Linked DNA regions of Homo sapiens: all the other regions are linked to region 2. The links are chromatin loops, found by intact Hi-C in ENCODE. Cell type or tissue: heart left ventricle. All regions are shown on one strand.

Evidence for each region. A loop is a pair of places that touch in the nucleus more often than their neighbours do. Peaks named below come from ENCODE experiments on the same cell type or tissue, not always from the same donor. Only the 100,000 strongest peaks of a DNase experiment are listed, where the experiment ranks them.
Region 1: it touches region 2 in a loop (6-fold over the local background); 62 of 110 quality-filtered maps call a loop at or near these places.
Region 3: it touches region 2 in a loop (6-fold over the local background); 33 of 110 quality-filtered maps call a loop at or near these places.

What each region holds. Positions count from the first base shown.
Region 1 is chr13:29,361,728-29,364,227 of GRCh38, reverse strand. The region is part of intron 8 of MTUS2 (microtubule associated scaffold protein 2); the gene reads right to left. Among named protein-coding and RNA genes, the nearest start is that of MTUS2-AS2, 110 kb to the right of the region's middle. RefSeq lists a silencer at 982-1,276 and an enhancer at 1,092-1,311. In heart left ventricle, a CTCF peak has its summit at 1,022 (motif pointing right); no DNase peak of the experiment used is centred here.
Region 2 is chr13:28,818,785-28,821,284 of GRCh38, reverse strand. MTUS2 (microtubule associated scaffold protein 2) reads right to left here and starts at 946. Exons shown (of 16, transcript NM_001033602.4): 1 at 674-946. RefSeq lists silencers at 972-1,041, 1,132-1,481 and an enhancer at 572-1,072. In heart left ventricle, a CTCF peak has its summit at 1,338 (motif pointing left); DNase peaks (open chromatin) are centred at 744 and 1,354; H3K4me3 peaks cover 1,971 bases; H3K27ac peaks cover 180 bases; H3K27me3 peaks cover 1,743 bases.
Region 3 is chr13:29,259,942-29,262,441 of GRCh38, reverse strand. The region is part of intron 5 of MTUS2 (microtubule associated scaffold protein 2); the gene reads right to left. Among named protein-coding and RNA genes, the nearest start is that of MTUS2-AS2, 11 kb to the right of the region's middle. In heart left ventricle, a CTCF peak has its summit at 1,561 (motif pointing right); no DNase peak of the experiment used is centred here.

The sequences.
Region 1 (2,500 bases), 540 kb before region 2:
CACTTGAGCACATAGTATTTTTTTTATGGCAACAGCTTAAACCATTAGGTCATTTTCTGTGTGTTTAACTTTTAGATTATTGTTTCACCTGTTTTGCAATTGTGCGTTTCCCCCCTTAATACATAAAAAGCACCTTGATGATTGTGAAGAGAGGGAGAAGTAGCATCATAATATAGTGGAAAAACATGAGTGTTGGGTGTGGCCTGGCCTGTATTTGTATCTTGGCTCCATCACTTTCTAATTATGTTGTCTTCAGAGGACTATGCAATCTCCCCAAACCTCAGTTTCCCCAGGCATCACATGAGGATGATATCTACAACAGCTATGGTTGTTGTGAGGGTTAAAATAATGCCTGTTAAGTGCCCAGGACATAGTAGATGGTCAATAAATAAGAGCTCTATTGTTAAAGTTCTGCCTCTTACTTTTTTGAATCCTCCCTACCTACCCACCCCATATGGTAGAGACAGAGTTGCTAAAGATTGTCTACTAATATATGTGAACTGAAGGTGAAAGGTTGAAGTTCAAATATACAAAATATATAAAAAATATACATACCCCTAACTAACAACAACAAGACACAGATAAAGCAAATATGGCAGAATGTTAATAAATGTTAAATATGGATTATGGGGTATCTGGGTTTTATTCTTTCCACTATTCTATATTAAATTTTTTTTGTGATAAAAGGTAAAATAATAAAAGCCTTAAAATATATACACACTCTGAGAAGAAGGAGGTTGGTGAATTATTAATTTTTTAGTAAGTTTAGAAAGTCCAAAAATGCTTGACATATTCATTTTGAGGTCTTTTATGCCTAAACTATTTAATAACATGTAAAAAAATTCAAAACCATCATCTACAATCACATTCATAAAGTTAACAAAGAAGACAAGAATAGATATGAAAAATACTGAATAAGTATAATAAATCTTATTAAAAGTAACATGAAAATCCATGTACCCTCAGGTAATGTGTATAAAACTCCATGCTGCAGGGTGAGGACCATCCTGTGGACTGTTTCATGGGAGAGCCACCAGGGGATGCTAAAGAGTAGCATTACGGGGAACCACACAGCAAAAGCACCATCACACCATTCAACCTGACCCTAAGGAGCGCGAGTCCGTCCCTGAGAGTCACACTCATTACTACACCACTTGGGGGTCTGGGAGCATGGATACAGCAGATCTGTTTGGCCCGTGGTGAGGAACATACCTTGCTGCAGGGGCAGAGCTGCCTGCAACCAGCACAAGTGTGAGGCTGCTGTTGGCACCTAAGTGTGGCATCTTAGAATCCCTGGACGCTGGGCTGAGGCTGTGTTAGAGCTGACAACTTTCACAGCTACTCTGCCAGGAGCTATAAAGCATGGGGCAGAAAAGGGAGATTCTTATCTGGGCTTCTAATTCTTTTTCTCTAGTGGTGAGGCTTACTTCCAACACATATTTAAATTAATGGCATCAGCATATTCAGGTAAAAATATATAGCAGCAACTGAAGAGCTATACTAGAAAATTATTTTCATTTTCATTTTAAAAAATGTATTTTGAGATGGAGTCTCCCTCTGTCACCAAGGCTGGAGTGCAGTGGAGCAATCTCGGTTCACTGCAACCTCCGTCTCCTGGGTTCAAGCAATACTCCTGCCTCAGCCTCCCAAGTAGTTGGGATCACAGGCACGTGCCACCACACTCGGCTAATTTTTTTAATTTTTTTTATTTTTGGTAGAGATGGGGTTTCACCATGTTGGCCAGGCTGCTCGAGCCTGGCCACTGAAAATTATTTTCTTAAATTATTTTTAAAGTACATTCCAGGCCAAGCTCTTCAAGGGCTTTGACTGTGTTTTCACCTTCTCCCACTTGAGAGTAAAATCCTTGAGGTAGATCCTGACAGATTTCTTTGTACTCAGAAAAGAATGTTTGATTGAATATTTGTTAAAAAAGTGCCTTTGCCAGCTGGGCATGGTGGCTCATGCCTGTAATCACAGTGCTTTAGGAGGCTGAGGCAGGAGGATCACTTGAGGCCAGGAGTTTGAGACCAGCCTAGAAAACATAGTGAGACCCATCTCTATAAAGCATCTTTGCACATTAATTCACTACATTCTCACAATGACTTTGTGAAGAGTTATTATGAATTCTATTTTAAATGGAGAAAACTGAGATTCAAAGTTAATGACTCAGCCAGGGGGAAAGAGAACAAGGACAGGGATGTTATTCCTACAGTGATGATGACGAAGTGCACAGAGGCAGGAACTTGCTCAAGGTCTCACCACTGGATAGGGGCAGAGATGGAACTGACTCTGGGTTAGCACTGCGTCCTCTCTCCACCAGAGCATGCTGTGCAGATAAATATGCTACAGTGTACAAAAGATACACGTGCATTCCTTACAGGATGGAATTCTGGCAGGGCCTTCTAACTGGTAGAACAAAGAGATCATGCATTTTCAGGCTATACAGGTCATGCTTCCTCAAAGCTGGCATGCTTGGCTCAGACAAGATCTCATTCACAAT
Region 2 (2,500 bases):
TCCTATATTATCTTAAAAGGGTACCTCAAGCTAAGACCACTGCTTATCTCCAAGTAAACTAAAAGCATGACACTCTCTTCTTAGGTGCTCTGGTAATCACACATAACTTTACCAATGAGCAAATTTTTTTAAGCATTTATATAACAGAGAGTACAGGCGCCTTTGGTATCCTGCCAAGAGTACTTCTTTCCGTGTTTGTATTTAAAATAGAATGGTAGTAACATCACTTGTGTGCCTGTAATTCCTTCTGTGCACAGGCACAGAATGAAAAAAAAAAATGGATGTAGCAAGCCGCTTCACTGCTTTACCATTATAAAGCTTGAAGGAAATAACACACTCATACTAAATTAAGACGAAGACTCAGACCAAATTATCCAAAGCTGGGGGTGGGTAGGGGAGAACTCGCCTTAACTAACCTACCAACGCCTCTAAAGCAGTGGGTGTTGAACCTGGCAGCAAGCGAAGGTGCCAAAAGAGCTGCAGTCCCTAAGCCAGAGCAGGTGATGTGGGCAGGAAGCATCAGCGCTCTGGAGACGAGAAGCCGAACCAGCCCGGCGCTGCCCCGAGCCCGGCTGCGCGCTCCCCAACTCCGCTCACCTGTCTCCGGCGGGTCCAGAGGGCGGCAGCAGAGCCAGCCGACCCCACCGGACCGCGCAGCAGAGGATTCGCTCACCTGGGTCAAAAAGAGCCAAGAAAGATGTAATGTCCAAGAGGCCACCACTGCCCTCACGGAGACGCTCATCTCGGGCCGGGTTCCGCCACGCTGCTTCCTCCTCCTCTCCAGCTCGAGTTTTCTATTTACCGACAGGTCTGTACTCCGCTAAGCGGTCAAGGGTTTCCGCAGAAGGGGGGAGATAAACTTGCCCTGAGAGCCGGCGGCGGCGGCGCAGGTGGAGCGCGAGGGGCGCCCCCGCACCTGGAGCCGCCGGCGCTCGCTATCACCTCTGCCCGCCCACGCCCGCGCCGCGGCTGCGCTCCGCTCCGCGCCCCCGCACTCACCTCGGCGCAGGCACCGCCCAGGCCGCCGCCCCCGCTCGAGGGCCGGGGCGCAGCCGGGGACCGGAGCCGCCCGCACGACGCCCAGGCGCTCCCGGCTCCGCCGCGGCCGCGGCTGCTCCTCCAGCCGCCTCGCCTGGACAAAGAGAAGCCGCGGGGCCGGCGGCCGCCCAGCCCAACCTTCGCAGCGCGCCACGCAGCCGGCGCGCCTCGCCCGCGAGGTGCCGTCCGCGGTGACAGTGGCCGGGCGGCGAGCGGGCCCGAGCGGTAGGCGGCGCGGGGCAGCTGATGCGCGCACCCCCTCCCGGCCGCCCGGAGACGCACTCGCCGAGACCCAGGCGCCTCCTCCCGGCCCGCGCTCCGCGCCCCGCGCCCCGCGTCGCAGCTCCGCAGCCGGGAGCCGTAGCGCCCTCTGCCGACGGCCCCTGCGCCCGCTCCTGCGCGCGCGCCTGCCCGCCCCAGCCCCAGCCCCAGCCCCAGCCCCAGCCCCAGCCCCAGCCCCCGCCCCCGCCCCAGCTCCCGCCTCAGCCCCAGCCCCAGCTCCAGCCCCAGACCCAGACCCAGACCCAGCCTCCGCAGGCGGTGGGCGCGGCGCGGGCCGCTGCCCGCTGCGCGGCTGGTCACCGTGGTGCCCTAGCATCGGACCCCAGGAGAAAGGAGTAAGAATGAGTTGGCCGTTCCAGGGCAGGCCTCCAGGAATGGGTTCCGCTGTTTTCCGCTCAGAACAGAAGAGGGAGCCGCTTCGAATTAGGCGCAGCAGGAGGCATTGGGGTTCAGCATCGGGAAGAACTTTGGAGGACGCTAGGGTGCCTGATTCATAGGAGCCCAAAGCCAGTCTCTGAAAAGATTTGCGCAAAAGGCAGGCGTTTCTTTCTAGAAGCAAGCTTATTTCTATGTTTAATGAGCACCAAATGTGCCTCCCCACTGTCCGAGGGGTTCCAGCGAGCCTTGACTGCTCTTATGGTAAGGTAAATAGATTAATTAATGATTTCTCAAAGACCTTTTTCCAGTCCTACCTGAAATGCTCAGACTCCCTCACGCGGTGCACCTGGAGGTTTGAAAAGGCAAGCGAAACCAGAGGACTTCTGCAGACTGATTCAAACAGCAATGGAATAAACATTTACCATTATAAAGATGAAACGATGTTGCTGGTCTTTGCACTATTTAGGTTGGCGTTTTTTGTTTTTAGGGGATGTCTTTCCAAACCACTGTGTTAACCAATACTTTATGACAGTTAATTTTTTTTTTTAACCAACTGGACTACTTGGTGAAGGGAAATCATGAAATGGCACTTTTTTTTTTCAGACCACTGTCTTTAAAAATTATTCCAGAAGCTCTCCCTTCTCCCCTGGAAGAATCTGGGGCAAATTTCATAGCTTTTCCTGTCACTTTCAGGTGTTCATAAACAGTCAGATTTGCTGATAATAAAAAGTCCAGCCCAATCCAAATCAAAACTTTAATCGCAATCCATTCAAGCCTTCCCCACTAGCCTCCCACCACCCAC
Region 3 (2,500 bases), 440 kb before region 2:
AAAAAGAGTCATCTTTCTTATTTCTTTTCAGGAAACAGGGGAAATATGGGTGCAGATGAACTGGTAAAATGAGACTTATAGTCCAGGGACACAAATGTAAAAGAGAAAGGAGGCCCAAATCTGAGAGAGCTGTGGCATTCTGCAACCACAGGCAAGTCTAGCAGTTCTTCACAGCCCAATTAAATGCCACCTTCTCTATGATTCAGTTTCCCTGTGGATAACAGAACTACTTTAAGAAAGACAGAGCTGCTTAACGAAGAAGGCAAAGGCCAGGAGTGCTAACACTGACTCTCTCAAAGTTATAGAAGTAATCACAGAAGATCAAAGCCAGCATCAGCCAGCCCAGGACTTCTGAACTTCTGGCACATAAATGGCTTAAAGCTTTCTTTTGATTTGGGAAATTTTCTTTAATATTTGCCCAGTCACATTCACATAGGAGAAAATTTAGTCAAATACTGACGGAGGTTAGTTACTTAAAAGACCAAAGGCTAATATATCAAGAGACCTTTGAGTAATTAAAGGCAACTTTTTACCATTCCTCTTTTATATCAATTAGACCCATTGTAATAAATCCCTTTTCCCTATCTGAAGTACTTAAAAGCTTGAGCCATCATCCATGAACACTCTAACTTTAGCTCATCATTGTCTGAATATCTTAGTAGTTAATACCTTGGGGAAAATATTTAAACTGGAGCATTTTAATTATATGCTTAGTGTGGAAGTTGTTAAAAGATAACACCATCTGATGTGAACCCAATTTAAATTCTGCTGAAGTTATTAATATGGTATAAAATTATAGAAATGATCAAGGGCTTATATAGTAGCTTTTATTAATAGAGCAATAAGAAAGTTTAGGTGCTCTATTTCTGTAGCTTGGATTTTTTCTGTTCTAAAATAGTCTGCTTCTGTGTCAGAGATCTGATTAGTTATATTGAAGCTTCTGAGGGACTTGTGGATTATTACATGTCAGATACTGCTTTAGTCAGCCACTTTTGAAAGCAAACCAAGTTCAAATCCTGAGAAACCAAGTCAAATGTTGAAAAGGGGATCACTGTACCTGAGCCCTAAACCCTTTTCCTGTATATGTATGAACACTTCAGGGACTGCGAGAAGGAGTCAGATTGTACCATCTGGTTGAGATTTCTTGCACTCTTAAAAAGAATCCTTTGACTTAGCTTCTGGGGAATATGAAATCTTTAAAGGAGAAGAAATTGAACAGTCTCCTAGGAAATAGACCGCATATTGGCCTTAAGGAGGTATGTCAACTTGTAAGTCAAAATAGTATTTATTCCTTGAACTTGAAGCTAGTTTCTCTCCCCTCTTGGGAGCTAGAAAACTCCCTCTCTTCTTTCAGGGTCCAGGCGGATGATAATCTTCCTTTTTTTCTTGTTCAGCACACTGATTTTATTGCCAGACACAGCTGGAGGACTCTTTCCCTTTAGCCTGGAGTTTTTCAACAGCAGCACTACCCACATCTTGGACCAGATAATTCTTTACTGGGGGCAGGAGTGCTGCCCTGTGTATTGTAAGAGGTTCAGCAGCAACCCCGGCCTCTACCCACTAGATGCCAGTAGCAATCTCCCTTTCTCTCCATACCCAAGTTGTAACAATTAAAAAATGTCTCTAGACTTTGTCAAATGTCCTCCAAGGGGAATACTGTCCCGATTAAGAACCACTGCTCTAGCTGAATAAAGGACTGAAAGATTTATCCAAAATACAGTCCTTACTTGTCTCAGTGTAAAACGAGACTGGTAGCATAAAAAAATCCTGCTGAGTTAGCTTTCTTGCTAAAAGCATTCACTCATTTTGTTGTTCAGTGTTAATTCTTTAGCTACATGGGGACTATATAGGTATGTGTTTTCAATATTCAACCATGTTTTAACCCATTTATGCCAGAGGCTGTAAATTCTTTTGTGTGAAAAATCAGACATTGGCAATGACATTGAGCGATAGGATATAAATAACTCCCACAAGCTTAGCGTTCCAGTAATGGAACACTAGGCATAAACGGGTTCATGACTGTTCAGTAGTAGTGCCTCTTCTGCTTTCCATATTTATTTTCTGCTCAGTCTCAGTCAGAAACTGGGGAATGGGACTGAACTTGCCTGATTCTGACAGCCTCGGTCCAAAACCTTAATCTTCAGGAGCTGTACTAAAGTCCAAAGAAAAAATATCTTGAAAACATAAATAGCAACTGATTTCAACTGAAATTGTGTTGTGTTCTATTGGGAAGCCCAGTGGAAAACAGATGGTGCTGCCTTTCAAACAACTTAAATCATCATGGTTTAGTGGAGAAGATTTCATTCACTGAAAGCATCCTATGGCATAGAGAAATAAACAGTTTTAAAAGTGCTAAAATTACTAGACTCATCTATCAAAACAAAGTGAATTCTTTTCTTTGCTCCGGCTGTTGGCTTTGATGAAAGCAGAGTGTGGTCACTGGGTTCCATGGTCACCGGGCACCATGGCAGGTGCTGCCACAGCACTGGGTACACAGCAA